Linked DNA regions of Homo sapiens: region 1 is linked to region 2. A link is a loop called in an ENCODE intact Hi-C map of the cell type or tissue named here. Cell type or tissue: B cell. All regions are shown on one strand. Links, peaks and the distances in the headings refer to the core of each region. The heading gives the core; the rest is flanking DNA. Region 1 has its middle 24 kb from the start of UBAC2-AS1. Region 2 overlaps UBAC2 (UBA domain containing 2).

Region 1 (9,784 bases), core at 752-8,751, 51 kb after region 2:
TGCTATTTTCTCTTCACAGAATGTGAGACTTCACAACCTACTAAAAATGAGCTTTTGGGACTTACCCATCTAGGAATAAACCATCATAGCTATGAGAAATCAGATGAAGCCTGAGACCAGAGACTCATTTTTTTGCAAAATGCTTTCTCCGACAGATTTTACAAAAGAAAAGTGGTGGGGGGCAGGCACAGTGGCTCACACCTGTAATCCCAGCACTTTGGGAGGCCGAGGTGGGTGGATTACCTGAGGTCAGGAGTTTAAGACCAACCTGACCAACATGGTGAAACCCCGTCTCTATGAAAAATACAAAAATTAGCCAGGCATGGTGGTGGGCACCTGTAGTCCCAGCTACTCGGGAGGCTGAGACAAGAGAATTGCTTGAACCCAAGAGGCGGAGGTTGCAGTGAGCTGAGATCACGCCACTTCAGTCCAGCCTGGGCGATGGAACAAGACTCCATCTCAAAAAAAAAAAAAAAAAGGTCAGAAATGTGAAAGGAAAATCTCTTGGGCCCCTAAAATCACTAAGGAAAACTCAAGCTGGAAACTGCTTAGGGCAAACCTGCCTCCCATTCTATTCAAAGCCACTCCTCTGCTCACTGAGATAGATGCATATCTGATTTGCCTCCTTTGGAAAGGCTCATCAGAAACTCTAAAGAATGTAACCCTTTGTGTCTCACCTGTCTGTTACCTGAGTCTTCCTGCCTTTGCTTTAAGTTGCCCCGCCTTTCCAGACCAAACCAATGTACTTCTTACATATATTGATTGATGTCTCATGTCTCCCTAAATGTATAAAACTAAGCTGTCCTCCGACCACCTTGGGTACATGTCCTCAGGACTTCCTGAGGCTGCGTCATGGGTGTGTCCTCAACCTTGGCAAGATAAACTTTCTAAATTAACTGAGGCCTGTCTCAGATGTTCCAGGTTCACATGAGTAACTCCTCTGCATGTCTTCGGCATTCAACAGACACACACTGAATAGGAATTCCCTGCCTCCCTCCTGCGGGGCATGAAGCCAGATGCTAGGATTGCAGAGCTTTCATGGGTGGATGTGCATGGGACAAGTGTGAACACAGTTAGCAGGACAGAGCGGGAGAAGTATCCACCAATGGTTTGACCTGCCCTTAGTCACTTCTCCTGGAAATGACGGAGAGAAGCGTGTTAAGAATTGGGAGAGGGCTGGCCCCAGTGGCTCACGCCTGTAATCCCAGCACTTTGGGAGGCCAAGGTGGGTGGACTCTTTGAGCCCAGGAGTTTGAGACAAGCCTGGGCAACATGGTGAAACCCCCATTTCTACAAAAAATAAAAAAATCAGCTGGGCATGGTGGTGTGTGCCTGTGGTCCCAGCTACTCTGGAGGCTGAGGTGGGAGGATCACTTGAGCCCAGGTGGTGGAGAATGCAGTGAGCCATGATCACACCACTGCACTCCAGCCTGGGTGACTGGGTGACTGAGCAAGACCCTGTCTCTAAAAAAAATTGGGATAGGATATGAGCTCAGAGAGCTCAGAGCTGGGCTCCACAGGACATGGGAATGGGGTGGAGTCAAAAGGACCTGTGGAAGTTTTGGAATTGAAGAGGAAAAAAATGTTTTATCCTCTGAGGCTGACCAAAAGGAAATTGGCTGCAGAAATGTTTGTAGATTGTGGTGGGGGTAGGACGATGTTTGAGGTCACCTATAACAGCTTCAATTTTCTGGATGAAACGAAAGACCAGCTCATTCTTCCTAGAATGAGGGGTCTGGGGCTAAACCCAGGACCTGGCAAGGGCATTAGAGGTTTGAGATAGTGGCTAGGTGGCTGTCTTAGCCCATTTTGTGCTGCTATAAAACAGGATACCTGAGACTGGGTAATTTATAAAGATCAGAAATGCATTTCTCATTGTTAGGGAGGCTGGGAGGCCCAAGACAGAGGCACTGGCTTCTGGTGAGGGCTTTCTTGCTGTGTCCTCACTTGGCAGAAGAGTGGGAGAGAGTGAACCCCTTCCCACAAGCCCTTTGCATAGAGGCATCAATCCATTCATGGGGGTGGAGCCCACGTGACCTAAACACTTCCCAAAATGCCCCACCTCCCGACACTGTTGCATTGGGGATTAAGTTTCCAGCCCATGAATACGGGGGTACACATTCAGACCATAGCAGGATTACATCAGTTAGGGTTCCATCAGGGGACCAGCAGAAACACCAGTAATATGAAAAGAGAGAACTAAATACAAAGACTTGTTAACTACATATAATATTCACCAGGTAACTGAAGGTGTAAGGAATAAGTCTGAGATATCACAGAGGAAGCAGCTACCACCTCTCAGGCTGGGCAAACGGAGGGAAGCAGGTCCAATGATTAAAACCTTGAAACTTGGCCAAGTGTGGTGGCTCAGCCTGTAATCCCAGCACTCTGGGAGGCCGAGGTGGGGGATGATGGATCACTTGAGGTCAGGAGTTCGAGACCAGCCTGGCCAACATGGTGATACCTAATCTCTACTAAAAATACAAAAATTAGCAGGATGTGGCGGTGCATGCCTCTAATCCCAGCTACCTGGGAGGCTGAGGCAGGAGAATCGCTTGAATCTGGGAGGTGGAGGTTGCAGTGAGCCAAGATCATGCCACTGCACTCCAGCATGGGCAAAAAAAGTGAGACTCTGTCTCAAACAAAAACAAAAACAAAACCTTGAAACTTAGAGGAGTGGTCCCAGGGGACTGGGACCAGACCTCTGAGAAGGACGCGCTGGCCAGCTGGTGGCGGGCTGGGAGTGGTGAAACTGGCTCTGCTGGTGTTGCAAGCACTGGCATCTGGATTCAGCTGCTGCTGCAGAAAGCAGCTGCATTTGCTGGGTGGAGTGTCCCTGGGGTATTGCTCAAAGGGGCCCCAAGCAGCAAGGAGGTCACGAGCCCCTCCTTCTTCCTCAGCTTCCTGTAGCACCCCAAAATGGTAGAACCCAACTTGTGGTTTGCAGAGTCTCAGCCCAACATCACAAAGCCAAGCAGAGAAGCCTGGGTTTGGAGTGAGAGGCAATAACTTAGTAACTGTCATGGGGAACGCACAAAGCCATCCCTCACTGTATGAGTGACATTTAGGGACTGTGCAGGCACATGAGTCTGTATATTGGCTGAATTTCTTTCCTTTGCCTTCTGCAAATCATTTCGTATTCTCCTAGGCCCTTGCCATATTGGAGAAATATCAGAAAATCCTTAATGGGTCTCCTGGTTCAAAAGGAACTGACCAACGATTACAAGTGTCTATCAACAGATGAATAAATAAGCAAAATGCAGCAGAAACATACAATGGAATATTGGCCTTGAAAAGGAAGGAAATCCTGACCTGTGCTCTAACATGGAAGAACCTGGAAGATCATCTGCTAAGGGAAATACGCCAGTCTCAGAAGGACAAATACCGAGTGATTCCACTTATATGAGGTGCCCAGAATAGGCAGATGCCTGGAGAGGGGAAGGAGAGTGGTGGTTGCCAGGCCTGAAGGAGGAGGGAATGGGCAGTTGTTGTTCGGTGGGTCCAGAGCTTCAGTTCTGCAGGATGGAAAATGTTCCGCGGATGGTGGTGGTGGTGGCTGCACAACAGTGTGAATGCATTGAATGCGTGTGACTGCACACTGAGAAATGGCTAAGGCGGGACGTTTTACCTGATGTGGATTTGCCCACAGTCACATATTTTTAGAAAGGAACTAGGCTGGCTGCAGTTGCTCATGCCTGTAATCCCAGCACTTCGGGAGGCCAAGGCAGGTGGATCACTTGAGGTCCGGAGACAAGCCTGGCCAACATGGTGAAACCCTGTCTCTACTAAAAATACAAAAAATTAGTCGGGCATGGTGGTGCGTGCCTGTAGTTCCAGCTACTCAGGAGGCTGAGGCAGGAGAATCACTTGAACTTGGGAGGCAGAGATTGCAGTGAGCCAAGATTGCGCCACTGCACTCCAGCCTGGGTGACAGAGTGAGACTCCATCTCAAAAAAAAAAAAAAAAAAGAAAGAAGGAAAGAAAGAAAGAAGTAAGAGAAAAAGAAAAGAAAGAAAGAAAGAAAAAGAAAGAAAGAAAGAAAGAAAGAAAAAGAAAAAAGAAGAGAAGAGAAAAGAAAAGGAAAGAAAGGCAAGAAAAGGCCGGGCGCGGTGGCTCACGCCTGTAATCCCAGCACTTTGGGAGGCCGAGGCGGGCGGATCACGAGGTCAGGAGATCGAGACCATCCTGGTTAACACGGTGAAACCCCGTCTCTACTAAAAATACAAAAAACTAGCCGGGCGCGGTGGCGGGCGCCTGTAGTCCCAGCTACTCTGGGGCCTGAGGCAGGAGAATGGCGTGAACCCGGGAGGCAGAGCTTGCAGTGAGCCGAGATCGCGCCACTGCAGTCCGGCCTGGGTGAAAGAGCGAGAGTCTCAAAAAAAAAAAAAAAAAAAAAAAAGAAAGAAAGAAAAGGGAAGGGGGAAAGGGAAAGGGAAAAGGAAAGGAAAGAAAAGAAACTAGACAGAGGTTAGAGCTGGAGGACATGGGTGGGCGCCCTGAGCCTGATGTGTCACATGCCTTCATCCTCCCACCTTGGGTGAGCAGCATTTTCCAGGCTTTGCTTAGTGAGTTCTGATGTGCAACTGTCTTCGTCGGCCCTGCTGCACACCCACTACAGGTGTATATGAACAGGGACGGTCTGCCCCTCTGGTGGTCCCGGGAATAAAGAATTGATTCCAGCAGATGATAATATAACAGCTAATATGGAGTGTGTTCAGCATGCCAGGCACGTGTGTGATCCGCAGCACACCTGTGTTGTAGAGCCTGTTATCACCTCCATTTTACGATGAGAAACCTGAAGCTCAGAGGGGTTGTGTCCAGCCTCCGGTCACCCACCTGCCAAGTGCAGAAGCCGAGGTAGAACCGGGCTCTCCGTCCGGGATCTCGTGCCCTTCACCGCGGGACTCTACCTCCCCCTAGTGGACCATCTAGCCTTGCATGGTCTCACATCCAGTTTCTACACAGGTGGGATACCCAGCTGTCTCCACTCATGAGAGGTAACTTCGCATTCGCTGTTTGCTGTTCCACAAGCATGCCCCTTTCTCTTGCCCTAGCTCCACGCTGGCTGTGTTCCAACAAGTGGCAGCAGTGCTGAGTTTTGCTGCACACCCAGCGAGGCACCCCAGACTCTCACCTGCCAGGAGCACCCCTGCGGGCTTCAGAGGCTTGTGGCAGGATTACCAGGTGTTCCTTACCATGGTCCGTCAATTCCCGCAGAAGCAACCCTGGGAGATTTAAGAATCTTCTTAAGCTTCTGTGGCTGTGGAGATCCTTGGAATGGTAAAGAGACTTCCGGATTTCTTTCTATAGCCCAGCTATGTAAAGTACTTTGTGGAGTCAACTACCCTCCAGGTTTCTCCCTTGATCGGAGGGGTCTGCGTGGGATTCTGAATGGGGGAGGCATCCATTGAGAAGAGCCTTTTCCACACCATGCAGGCACCGTGGATGCCTCTGGGATTCTGGCAGGTGAATCTGGGTATCCTGGGTGATACTGATGGCTTTTGTTTTTTGATGCAGGATCCATCTGAGGTACACATATTGCGTTTAATTGTTATGTTTCCTTTTAAATTTTAACTTCTCTTTTCTTTTCTTTTTTTTTTAGATGGAGTTTCACTCTTGTCACCCAGGCTGGAGTGCAATGGCGTGATCTCGGCTCACCGCAACCTCTGCCTCCCGGATTCAAGTGATGCTCCTGCCTCAGCCTCCTGAGTAGCTGGGACTACAGGCACCCACCACACCCAGCTAGTTTTTGTATTATTAGTAGAGACAGGGTTTCACCATGTTGGCGAAGCTGGTCTTGAACTCCTGCCCTCAGGTGATCCTCCAGTCTCTCAGGGTTACATGTGTAGGTTTATTTTTTATTTTTTATGTTTTAATTTTTTTTGAGAGAGATTCGGGCTCTGTCGCCCAGGCTGCAGTGCAGTGGTGTGATCTCAGCTCACTGCAACCTCCACCTCCCAGGTTCAAGTGATTCTCCTGCCTCAGCCTCCTGAGTAGCTGGGACTTACAGGCACGTGCCACCATGCCCAGCTAATTTTTCGTATTTTTAATAGAGACATGATTTCACCATGTTAGCCAGGATGGTCTCGATCTCCTGACCTCGTTATCCATCTGCCTTGGGCTCCCAAAGTGCTGGGATTACAGGCGTGAGCCACTGCACCCAGCCTGTAGGTTTATTGTATAGGTAAACTTGTGTCATGGGATTTTGTTGTACAGATTCTTTTGTCACCCAGGTATTAATTACTCATTAATTATTTTTCTTTAGCCTCTTTTAATCTAGAATAGTACCCCCTTACTACTACCTTCTTGGGTTTTTTTGGTCACATGGAACTTTTGGGGTTCAGGTGAGTTTACTAGATTGTCCCCCGCTCCATGCTGAATTCGTATAATAGTTGCTTCATGTTTGGATTCAGATCAAATATACTTTGTAGGTGATGGTTTGTACTTCTCACTGCCTCATATCAGGAGGAACATAAAACCTGACCTGGGAATCACACAGTCAATAAATGCGTCTTAACAATATATTACGTTGTGTGGTGCGCTGAGTCCCCTGCTATACAATGAACACACAATGGGAGCCATTGATATGATTGGGACATGCAGAGATAATGAAAACCAAAGGGCAGGTTTGTGGGTTGGCAATAGGTGCACTTAACAGAAAATTCAACTCACAATAGTCCATCCAAATACAAGTCAGGAGGCAGGCAGCCCAGAGCTGATGCAACAGCTCCACCTAATTCAGGATCTTGCTCTCTTTCACTCTGCCATCACTGGGGTGTGGCCTTGGGTCTCATGAATCCAAGATGGCTTCTGCCCCCCAGACATTGGGACCCCTTCCAGGCAGGGAGGAGGAAAGGGGCATGCCAACTGCCCTGATCTCCTTTTAAGAAGCTTTCCTGGGGTGGCACCCAATGATTCTACTCACACCTCATTGGTTGGAACTGAGTCACATGCTGAACCCAACATGCACGATTGGGAAATGCAGTTGTCAGGAGCCTTGCGATCCTGAGCAAAAACATGGTTCTTTTAGAAAGGAAGAAGGAGAGAATGGATATTAGGTAGGCAATTGGGAGTCTTTGCCCTGAAGAATAAGGCAGGCTGGGGTTTGTTTTGTTTCTTGATGTGTGATTTTATTGTTTGTTATTCTTAGAAAAATCTCTTTTTTGTTTGTTTGTTTTGACAAGACTTAAACTTGGAGGTAGAATTTATCAAAGAGGACAGCTCTGTCTCTTGGCTATCTGTTCTTGGCAATTTGTTTGACCTCCTGCATTCTCTTGACCAAAAGTTCAGCATGTTCTGCTCTGCAACCTCTTATTTTCCTAAATATGCTGTTTTTTCAGAGCAATAGACGTACATTTGTGTTGCTGGACACATGGAATAACAAGACTGAATCTTGGGTGCTTTACTCCCAGGTCTCTTACTTTCTTTGTTTAGGGGCTTTCTCACAAAACACTGGTGTTCATGATCTTCTTAAGGAAGATGGAAATGTTTGTGGATTCTGCTATCTGTTCTGAGCCCCAGGATAGAGGCCCAGTAGCATCAGTCAGTCCAGGAATATTCTTCTTTCCTTTTTAGCTGATAGTTAAATTGAGAACACTCAGATTGGCATCCGTAGTGCAATCCAGAACAGACTTGAATTTTCTTTAAAAATTTTTTTAAGATAAAAGGTCTCACTCTGTCACCCAAGATAGAGTGCAGTAGTGTGATCACAGCTCATTGCAGCCTTGAACTCCTGGGTTCAAGCAATCCTCTTACCTCAGTTTCCCTAGTAGCTGGGATCACAGGCAAGAGCCACCACACCCAGCAGACTTGTGCCTCCTTTCTCCAGTTCTCCTTGGTCTCTAACAAGAATGCCCCTTACGCAATGGCACATGGGCACGGCCATGGTCAGGACATCTTGCTTCTTGGGGGAGACTTGCTTGTTGTTCCCCTCACTGTCTTGGACCACATAACCCTTCTGTTCTTTTCACCCAGAGCATCAGAATACACTTCTCAAAATTGGTCCAAAGTTCGTGTTCATCATCCACTTCAATGAGCTCCTGGCAGCCTGTGGCTGGGAAGATCAGCTTCATCTTGAAGCAGCTGATCACCTCCAAGTCCCCACGAAAAAGAAAAGACAGATTTTTGATGGCTAGTGAGACAGCTACACAGATTATATCAGGGTTTAAAAGTTCCCACAAGCCATTAAAAAATGGATTATTCCTGAGATCCTTTCCAAGATGGCCAAATAGGAACAGCTCCGGTCTGGAGCTCCCAGTGTGATTGACGCAGAAGATGGGTGATTTCTGCATTTCCAACTGAGGTACCTGGTTCATCTCACTGGGACTGGTTGGACAGTGGGTACAGCCCACGGAGGGCGAGCTGAAGCAGGGCGGTGTGTCGCCTCACCCAGGAAGCGCAAGCGGTCGGGGAATTTCCCTTTCCTAGCCAAGGGAAGCTGTGACAGACTGTACCTGGAAAAACGAGACACTCCCACCCAAATACTGTGCATTTCCCAAGGTCTTAGCAACCGGCAGACAAGGAGATTCTCTCCCGTGCCTGGCTGGGCGGGTCCCACGTCCATGGAGCCTTGCTCACTGCTAGAGCGGCAGTCTGAGATTGAACAGCGAGGTTGCAGCCTGGCTCGGGGAGGGCGTCTGCCATTGCTGAGGCTTGAGTAGGTAAACAAAGCGACCGGGAAGCTCAAACTGGGTGCAGCCCACCACAGCTCAATAAGGCCTACTGCCTCTAGACTCCACCTCTGTGGTCAGGGCTTAGCTGAACAAAAGGCAGTAGACAACTTCTGTAGACTTAAACATCCCTGTCTGACAGCTCTGAAGAGAGCAGTGGTTCTCCCCAACACAGCGTTTGAGAACGGACAGACTGCCTCCTCAAGTGGGTCCCTGACCCCCGTGTATCCTGACTCGGAGACACCTCCCAGTAGGAGCCGACAGGTGGGTGCCCCTCTGGGACGAAGCTTCCAGAAGAAGGATCAGGCAGCAATATTTGCTGTTCTGAAATATTTGCTGTTCTGCAGCCTCCACTGGTGATACCCAGGCAAACAGGGTCTGGAGTGGACCTCCAGCAAACTCCAATAGACCTGTAGCTGAGGGACCTGACTGTTAGAAGAAAAACTAACAAACAGAAAGCAATAGCATCAACATTAACAAAAAAGACATCCACACCAAAACCCCATGTGTAGGTCACCAACACCAAAGACCAAAGGTAGATAAAACCACAAAGATAGGGAGAAACCAGAGCAGAAAAGCTGAAAATTCTAAAAATCGGAGTGCCTCTTCTCCTCCAAAGGATTGCAGATCCTCGCTAGCAATGGAACAAAGCCAGATGGAGAATGACTTTGACGACTTGACAGAAGTAGGCTTTAGAAGGTTGGTAATAACAAACTTCTCTGAGCTAAAGGAGTATGTTTGAACCCATCGCAAGGAGGCTAAAAACCTTGAAAAAAGGTTAGGTGAATGACTAACTAGAATAAACAGTGTAGAGAAGACCTTAAATGACCTGATGGAGCTGAAAACCATGGCACGAGAACTTCATGACGCATGCACAAGCTTCAATAGCTGATTCGATCAAGTGGAAGAAAGGGTAACAGGGATTGAAGATCAAATTAATGAAATACAGCGAGAAGACAAGGTTAGAGAAAAAAGAGTAAAAAGAAATGAACAAAGCCTCCAAGAAACATGGGACTATGTGAAAAGACCAAATCTACATTTGACTGGTGTACCTAAAAGTGATGGGGAGAATGGAACCAAGTTGGAAAACACTCTTCAGGATATTACCCAGCAGA
Region 2 (9,784 bases), core at 486-8,485:
CCTTAGAGTATGTGTGTGTGAATATATATATATATATCTATATCTCTCAACTAAGGATGGACAGGGTCTTGTGTTCAAAAGCTACTTGAAAGAATTATTTTCCCTAGTGGTTATAACACAGAGATTTGTTTATTTCTGTTTACATTCAATATTAAAGTTTGCTCCTTTCTCAGTTAAAATTTTTGAATATGTTAAATATTTACATTGTTCAAAAACCAAAACCAGGAAAAACAAAGGTTTACTTTCACTTCAGTTATTTATCCCCTCTATCCCATACCCCCAAACCCACTCCCATAGATACACACTTCTAATAGTTTCTAGCTTAACTCCCAATTTTCTTTTTTAAAAAACAAGTAACACACATTAACCTATATAAATACACATGTAGACATGGTACAAAAATACACACACTGGCAGTTCCTCATTTCTGCATAGCTCTGATAGGCACAGACTTCAGTTACCATGATTTGGTAAAACAACACCAGCTCTTCAGTACATAGATCATTATGTCAGTAAGACGTGCATTATGATCAGCAACCAATCATGTATGTCACTTCTTTCTAAGTCTGTCAGTGACTGGTCACTGGGCAGCTGTTATTCCATTCATGCACAGACAGTAAAGTATGTAGTTGTGTTGCCTCATCTTCCAATGATAAATTCATGTGACATTTTACAAAAATAGATCATCAAAAGAGGGAACTAGTCAATACACATGAAAGTATACAAAAAGAGAGCCAGGCGTGGTGGCTCACATCTATAATCCCAGCACTTTGGGAGGCCGAGACGGGTAGATCACTTAAGGTCAGGAGTTTGAGACCAGCCTGGTCAACATGGCAAAACCCCGTCTCTACTAAAAATATAAAAAGTAGCTGGGCGTGGTGGCACGCCTGTAGTCCCAGCTACTCGGGAGGCTGAGGTGGGAGACTCACTTGAACCCAGGAGACAGAGACTGCAGTGAGCCGAGATCACACCATTGTACTCCAGCCTGGACGACAGGGAGAAACTCCATCTCAAAAAAAAAAAAAAAAAAAAAAAATGTATACAGCAAAGCAACAAAAAGTAATAGTGCTGGAAGTGAAATGTGAATCAAATGTTATCAGGTTATAAAAGAAATATCAAACCACAGGAATGTTGACACTGCCACCATTCAAGGTGGGCAGCTAGAGAAACTCAGTGAAGGTGAACTTATCAACAGGAAGGTGACTGTGATAGAATACTGGCTCCCCAAGGAGGTCCACGTCCTAATCCCCAGAACCTGTGACTATGTTGGGTTACACAGCAAGGGGGAGTTAAGGTTGCAGACAGAATTGAGGTTGCTAATCAGATGTCCTTGAGATGAGACTACCTAAGATATCCAGCTGGATTCTATGCAATCACAAGAGTCCTTTTTTTTTTGAGACGGAGTCTCCCTCTGTCGCCCAGGCTGGAGTACAGTGGCACAATCTCAGCTCACTGCAACCTCCGCCTACCGGGTTTAGCGATTCTCCTGCCTCAGCCCCCTGAGTAGCTGGGACTACAGGCACGTGCCACCACATCCAGCTAATTTTTGTATTTTTACTAGAAATGGGATTTCACCATATTGGCCAGGCTGGTCTCAGACTCCTGACCTCATGATCCACCCGCCTCGGCCTCCCAAAGCGCTAGGATTACAAGCGTGAGCCGCTGCAACCGGCCCACAAGAGTCCTTTTAAGTGCAAGAGGGAGGCAGGAGAGTAAGTTTCAGAGTGACAATGTGTAAGAAAGAGTCCACCAGTCACCCTTGGCTTCGAAGATAAAATTGGGTCATGAGTCAAGAAATGTGAGCTGCCTCAGAAAGCTACAAAAGGCGAAGAAACAGATTCCTTCTCAGAGCTTCCAAAAGAAATGCAGCCCTGCTGACACCTTGATTTTATCCCAGTGAGATCCATTTTGGACTTCTGGCCTCCAAACTGTAGGATAATAAATTTATTTTGTTTTATTTATTTATTTATTGAGGAGACAGAGTCTTGCTCTGTTGCCCAGGCTGGAGTGCAGTGGCGTGATCTCAGCTCACTGCAACCTCTGACGCCTCCCAGGTTCAAGCAATTCTCGTCCCTCAGCCTCCCAAGCAGCTGGGACTACAGGCGCTTGCCACCATGCCCAGCTCATGTTTTTGTATTTTTAGTAAAGACAGGGTTTTGCCATGTTGCCCAGGCTGGTCTCGAACTCCTGAGATCAGGCAATCTGCCCACCTCAGCCTCCCAAAGTGCTATGATTACAGGCATGAGCCACTGTGCCTGGCCATATTTCTTTTGTTTTAAACCACCACGTTTGTGATAATTTGTTAGAGAAGCAACAGTACACTAAAATAGTGATTATCATGTCCCTGAGGAAGTGATGCTGGCAAAAATCTACATATTAAGGAAACTCTCAGGGATATTTTGTCACATTGAAAGCAGAGAGAATAAAATAATGGAAACTCAGCCAAACTCAGAAAGGTGTATGACAATTCACAAGGTTTAAGATAGATACTCCCCATAAGTTACACAACAGGAAGAAGGCAAACACTGTTCAAACTGCTCCTGGTAAGTTTCTTACAAAGAAATAAAACCCTTTAATTCTCAATGTCGCTGAAGTTTTTAATAAATTACAGTATACTGTTTTACTATTTTTTCATTTCCCTATGCATTTATAACTATACATTTATAAGAGAAAGTCTAAAGTTTTAACAAAGCATTCTTTCAACGAAGATTTTTAAAAGTCACAGAACAATCCAAATTTTCCCCATTGATTATTAAAATAGCTTTGCCCGGTTTCAACTTGCACGGTCATTTTTACGGTCCTGCATCACCTTGCAAAGCAAGGACTATCTGTGTGTGTTTGTATATACTCTTTCCTAAAACGAGGCTGCAATGTGGTCACTTTGGTATGACCTTCAAGCTCAAATGACAAGTCACTGTCCCTGGTTGTCCAGACCTCCCTACATTCTGGGCCTCCTGCCTCTCCAGCACAACATCCATTGCTTTGTTCTCAGGAGCCTTTGCTGCAATCAAACCGCACAGCTCACTACCTCCTGAACATGTTGCTTTCTGTTTCAATGCCTTTGGAAAATTTTTCCAGACTTAAATCCCCAAATATCATCAATGCCTTCCTTATTAGCACAGATACTCCCTTATCTAAATCTTATGCAGCCTTCAAATTACAGTTGTTTCTACTTTCCTCCATCAGCCTGAGTGAACCATTTTAGCCTGAAGGGCTTTTCCCCCACTCTGCACCCTCGTTCCCACACACTACTATGAGCAGCCAGGGTTTGTACAGTTTTGCTATCCCAACCACAATAAAGATTCCTGAAGGGAGGCCACATGCCTTACCCTTCGCTACATCCACCATAAAGCCTAGCACCGTCCCTTGCACAGATGAAACGTCCAGATCATTAACAGCCAAGATCACAGAAAAGCCTCACTGATGGGGACATTCTCAGATTCTGTGAGATGCACCTTCATCTTATTCATAAGAAATTCCCTGGGGGCGAATTTACCAGTTACAGTTGACACTGTGGTTATTGTACTTGTCTAAGCATATAAAAATAGCCCAACTATTTCCTCTCTGGTAAGGTCTTGTGAGCATCTAAACTAGAACCATTAGTAAAGTGGTTGCATACTTTCTTCATGACCAAAATGCAAACAAGGCTCCACGGAATCTAAAATCTAACCGAGTTCCTCATTGCCTCGTAATTCAAAAGTAGAGGAGAGCACCATGACTATAAGCCTAACCAACCTAAATCCTTTCTCGAGCCATTTCAGCCTCAATTTTCCTCACCTGTAAAATGGAGATGAGAACCTACCTCAAAAGTGTTACGAGAAGAAAATGAAATAAAAGAATAAATATAGGGGCTGGGCACAGTGGCTCATGCCTATAATCCCAGCACTTTGAGAGGCCAAGTCGGGCAGATCGCTTGAGGTCAGGAGTTTGAGACTAGCCTGGCCAACATCGTGAAGCCCCGTCACTACTAAAAATACAAAAATTAGCCGGGCGTGGTGGGGTGCGGGGGAGCCTGTAATCCCAGCTATTCAGGAGGCTGAGGCAGGAGAATCGCTTGAACCCAGGAGGTGGAGGTTGCAGTGAGCCGAGATTGTGCCATTGCACTCCAGCCTGGGCAACAAAGCGAGATTCCGTATCAAAAAAAAAAAAAATGAATGAATATAGAGAATATTGCTCCTACCACCAGCACCATCACAACACCCCGGGCTTCCCCCATTAAAGGCAAGCTCCTTTGTGACTCTGACAGGACTGCAGATGGAGCAGGGGTGATGTAAGTGCAACGGGCAGCTTGATCCATGTTTCCTTCAACTTGGGTTTCCACCTGTCCTTGTGCAATGGGCCCCGTCAGTCCTTCCTCTTCCTTGCCAGCTTCTGAGCAACTCAACATGACTCAAAAAAGTCACCCATCTGAGCTACAAGATTTCACCATAAATTCTTGGTCTCAAGTCTCAAGGTGACACTCTCCACTGACCAGCATTTCCACTGATTTTCTCTAGTATATCTGCTCTACAACTTCTTACCTCACACTATCTCTTCCTCTCTCCTCAAACCTCCCTAATTCACACTCCCAACTTGAATACCAAACTCCCAACACATGCACCAAATGAATAAATGAACGGTTTGCTTTGGTATTCTCAATCATTCTCTAAATATGAGTAGGCATCCACGCTGTACCATGCATTATTCTAGGTCCTGAGGCACAGCAATAAACTGTGGACAAAGTCCCTAGCCTTGTGGTTTGGAGTGTAGACAGGACAGAAAAACAACAACAAACAAAACAAGGTAGATATACATTATGTCAGATGGAAATAAATCCTATGAGAAATGAACTAGGGAAAATAAAACCTGTGGCTTTGTTATTCACCACATATTTCCCGTCTCTTCCCAAACACATGGTAGGACTGCTCCCCACCCCCACTCCCAAATGAAGTGAGGCATGGCAGTGTGACTTGCTCTGGCCAAGTAAATGAAAGCTATGTCACTTCCAGGAGGACCCTTTAAGAGCCAGGGAATCATTCTTGTTCTTTTCACCTGCCAACGTGCAAGATGGTGGTTACTCTATCAGCCAGCTCCCGGGGCTGACGACAGTGTGGAGTGGACCCCTCCTAGGTAACTTGCAGTGGAGATGGAACACCAGTGAGATGCAAGCCTTGTCTCGGGTTCCTGATATTTCAGAGTTGTTTGCTACTGCAGCATAACCGGGGAAGGAGGGGTGCCGTCTTTTTTTGTTGTTTTTTTTTTTTTGAGATGGAGTTTCGCTCTTGTTGTCCGGGCTGGAGTGCAATGGCACAATCTCGGCTCATTGCAACCTCTGCCTCCTGGGTTCAAGCGATTCTCCTGTCTCAGCCTCCCGAGTAGCTGGGATTACAGGCATGCACCACCACAACTGGCTAATTTTGTATTTTTATTAGAGACTGAGTTTCTCCATGTTGGTCAGGCTGGTCTTGAACTCCTGGCCTCAGGTGATCCACCCTCCTTGGCCTCCCAAAGTGCTGGGATTACAGGCATGAGCCACCGCGCCCAGCCAAGGGGTGCCGGTCTTATCCAACCTGGTTAGGGAAAACCTTCTTGTAATGTGGATTTGAGCAGAGACCTGAAGATGTAGGCCTTGCAGATATCTGAGGGAAGGGTGATTCTGGAGGAAAAAAAAGCAAGTACACATGCTTTGAGATGAAAACATGCTCAACATGATTAAGAGATGATAAGGCTGCCAACTGGCAAAAGCAGAATGAGCACAAGGCAGACAGGGAGGGAGCTAACGTCAAACAAGTGGTGATGAGGGGAATGGTCCAGAGCCCTACAGGCCATTATGAGGACTTTAACCTTTCCTCTGGATGTGACAGGGTGCTTTGGGGAGGTCTAAGTAGAGGAATAACATGATTGGACATGTTTTTGAATGATCACTTTGGTTGCTAAATTGAGAAGAAATTACAGTAAGGCAATGGTGGAAGATAGTAAACCAGTTAGAAGGCTGTTAGGGAATCCAGGGAAGAAAGGAGGATGTTCAAACCAGCAGGGTGGAGGTGTAGATGAAGAGGGAGGTTGAAACTGGGATATGTTGTGAAGGTACTGCAGGCAGGATATGCTGACTAACCGGGTGCATGGGCAGATGGAGAAGTCAAGAATAAAATTAAGTTTTGTTCTGGACAACTGGAAGAACTGTTGGCAGTTACTGAGATGGCCCTGACTAAGTTTACTGACATGTTGTCTTTCCTACCTACAAGATCTGGGCCCATCTTGCAATATGCTCCCCCAAGCCTTCACCTGCCAGGTCTCTCTCTCCTCTCTACCAGTGCCACTCAAAATAACCAGTCTGCAAAGTGCTACCAGCTCACAGTGGGGTCAGAGTTTGTGCCAAATGTGAATCAACATACTGCCTCCTTCAGGGATGAAGTCCTGCTATGAAAACATATCAACTAAACATGTGCTGTGCTCAAATGTTACCTTATCCTTTGTCCTGCTTTTTTCATAGCACTTAACAGTGGATTTAATAGTGATCCATCAACTCTATGATTCAAACTGATACACCATTATTTTTAGTGCCACTAAAAAATAAACGCTGCCAAATATAATTCTAAGACGTCATCAATTACAAGGCACGTTCCAATTTTAGAATCATTAAAACGTGGGACCTAATGCATTTTAGAATCAAGGAAATATGTTTATTGGTCTATTGTCCATCCGCCCATCTTCAGTCTCCACTAGAACACAAGCTTACTTAGGGCATCAGCTTTGTCTGGTACATTCCTTGTTGCAGCATCCCTCATGCCTCCAATAGGACCTGACACATAAAGGCAGTCAAGAGTGTTTGTTAAACAAAAGGGGAGTGATGTGAAGGAGGTGCTCACATACTGGCGGGAGGAACCCAAGTGTCCACTGGCAGATGAATGCATAAACGGGTAAACAAAATGTGGCATACACATATAATGGAATTTAATTCAGCCTTAAAAAGGAAGGAAACTGGCACATGGAACAACATGCATGAACCTTGAGGACATTATGCTATGTGAAATAAGCCGGTCACAAAAAGATAAATATTATATGATTCCACTTATTTGCAGTACCTAGAGTAGTAAAATTCACAGAGGCAGAAAGTAGAAAAGTGGTTGCCAGAGGCAGGGTACAGTGGGCGGAGGAAGGGGGAAATGGGAAGTTGTTTAATGGATACAGAGTTTCATTTCTGCAAGATGAGAAGAGTTATAGACATCGGTTGCACAATATGAACGTACTTAATACTACTGGACTATACACAAAAATAGTTAAGATTGTACATTTTATATTATGTACATTTTACCACAATTAAAAATTAAAACTAAATATAAGCAAATATTTACTGAACTAATAACTGACCCTATTTACACAGCCATTTTAATTCTGTCCAGGACCAAACAAACCCCTAAAAATACAGATCTGATAATTACCATTAAGTATTCCTCTCAAAATGAGCAAAAATCACATCTCAGAAACCTATGTGGAAAGCAATAATACACAAATATCCAAACAGTTGCACATCACAGGATAAGTATATAGTATCATTATAGACAACAAGATTCGCTCATCAACTCAAGATTTGTACTTTTACTACGTAAAAATTTTAACTCAAAAACCTTTAAATAGTTATTATTAAACTCTAGGGAATAACAATGCACATTTAAGTGTTTAGAGAAAATGTGACTATAATCTACTTTGAAATGCATTTTTAAAAATCATATGGTACTGATCAAATAAATAAAGGGATTGATATTTGCTAAAGCCAACATAGTAAAATGTTAATTGTGTAGAATCTAGGTGGTGGGTATATGGGTGTTCAGTGTACCCCTCTTTCTACTTTGTGGCATGTTTGAAATTTTTCATAATTAAAACATTGGGTGGGAGGTGCACAGTGAATCATAGAATCTGAGAGCTGAGAAAGGATTTCAATGAAGCAAAAATTAATAGAACTGAAATGGGACGTAGATAAATCCACAAATATAGTTGGAGAATTCAGCACTCTTCTCACAGTAATCGATAATACAAGCAAACAGAAAATCACTGTTATGGACTGAACGTTTCCTCCTAAAATTTGTATGTTGAAGCTCTATGCTGACTAAGTTTGGAGATAGGCCCTTTAAAGAGGTAATTAAGGTTAAGTGAGGTCATAAGGATAGATGGAGCCCTAATTCAATGTGACATGTCTTTTAAGAAAAGGGAGGGACCCAGGGATGCTTGCACACACAAAGGAAAGACCATGTGATGACACAGCTAGAAGCCAGCAGGCTCCTGCAAGGCCCCAGGAGAAACCAAACCCGCCAAAACCCTGAGCTTGGACTTCTAGCTTCTGGGTCTGTAAGAAAATTAATTTCTGTTCCTTAAGCCACCCAGTCTGTGGTATTTTGTTATGGCAGCCCAAGCTGACCAGTAAAATCAGTAAGGATACACAAGACCTGAAAAACATTATCAACCAATTTGGCCTGATTGACATTTATAGAACACTCCACCCAACAACGGCAAGTTACACATTTTTTCAAGTGCATATGGAGCATTCACCAAAATAGACTATATTCTGGGCATAAAAGAGTCCTCAAAAAAATTTAAAGGAATTAAAATCATATAAAGCATGTTCCTTGGCCACAAAAAAATCAGAAGCCAACAGCAGAAAGATGGAAAATCCCCCAAATATGTGAAAACTCAACAACACATTTCTAAACAATATCTGGGTCAAAGAGGAAGTCACAAAGGAAATTAGAGTATATTTAAAACAGAATAAAAAAATGAAGCACAACCAAGCAAAATTTGTGGACTGCAGATAGAGCAATGCTTAGAGGGGAAAATGTAGCATAAAAATGCTTATATTAGGAAGAAAAAAGGTCTCACATAATGGTGTAGGTTACAATCTTAAAAAAAAAAAAAAAAAAAAAAAACAGAAAAAGAGAAAGAAGAGCAAATTAAAACCTAAGCAAGCAGATATAAAGAAATAATTAAGAGTAGAAATCAATGAAATGGAAAAAACAAACTATAATAGAGACAAATCAATGAAACTCAAAGCTGGTTCTTGAGATCAATAAAACTGATACACTTCTAGCAGAAATGATCAGGACAAAAAGAGAGAAGACACAATTATCAGTATCAGGAATAAAGAGGAGGCATCACTACTGACCCCAGAGACATTAAAAGGATAGTAAGAAGTTGCACAACAATGTGAATGTACTTAATGTCACTGAACTGTACACTTAAAAATAGTTAAAACAGTAAGTTTTATGTTATGTATTTCTTATCACTACTAAAATGTCTTATCACAACTAAATTTTTTTTTGAAAGGGAATGTTAGGAAATACTTTACGCCCATAAATTTGATAACTTAGATGAAACAGGCAAACTCCTTGGAAGACACAACCTACCAAAGCTCATTCAAGAAGAAATGGGTAACTTAAATAGTCCTACAGATATTATGAAATTGAATTTATAGTTAAAAGACTTCCAACAAAGAAAACTCCAAGTCTGATGGCTTCAGGGGAGAATTCTACCAAGCATTTAAATACCAATTCTATACAAACTCTGTTACAACACAGAAAAATAGAGAACACTTTCCAACTCATGTTATGAAGCCAGTGTTACACTGTTAGCAAAGCCATGCAAAGATATTAAAAGGCAAAAAATAGACCAATATACTTTATGAACGTATTAACAGATGCAAAATTCTCAACAAAACATCAGTAAATCAAACCTAGCATTATATAAAAAGAATACATCATGACCAAATAATGCTTATCCTGGGAATGCAAAGCAAATCAATGTAATTTACCAT

What was found. Peaks named below come from ENCODE experiments on the same cell type or tissue, not always from the same donor. Only the 100,000 strongest peaks of a DNase experiment are listed, where the experiment ranks them.
Region 1: it touches region 2 in a loop (4-fold over the local background); 3 of 110 quality-filtered maps call a loop at or near these places.

Annotation. Positions count from the first base shown.
Region 1 is chr13:99,171,882-99,181,665 of GRCh38, reverse strand. It overlaps the pseudogene RPS6P23. Among named protein-coding and RNA genes, the nearest start is that of UBAC2-AS1, 24 kb to the left of the region's middle. RefSeq lists enhancers at 1-213, 4,591-4,680, 8,500-9,001. In B cell, for the core only: CTCF peaks have their summits at 3,826, 4,709 and 4,920 (motif pointing left); DNase peaks (open chromatin) are centred at 2,855 and 4,915; H3K4me3 peaks cover 705 bases.
Region 2 is chr13:99,222,659-99,232,442 of GRCh38, reverse strand. The region is part of intron 1 of UBAC2 (UBA domain containing 2); the gene reads right to left. Among named protein-coding and RNA genes, the nearest start is that of UBAC2, 27 kb to the right of the region's middle. RefSeq lists an enhancer at 4,385-4,454. In B cell, for the core only: no CTCF peak of the experiment used is centred there; DNase peaks (open chromatin) are centred at 542, 3,542, 4,360 and 7,132; H3K4me3 peaks cover 2,439 bases; H3K27ac peaks cover 2,192 bases.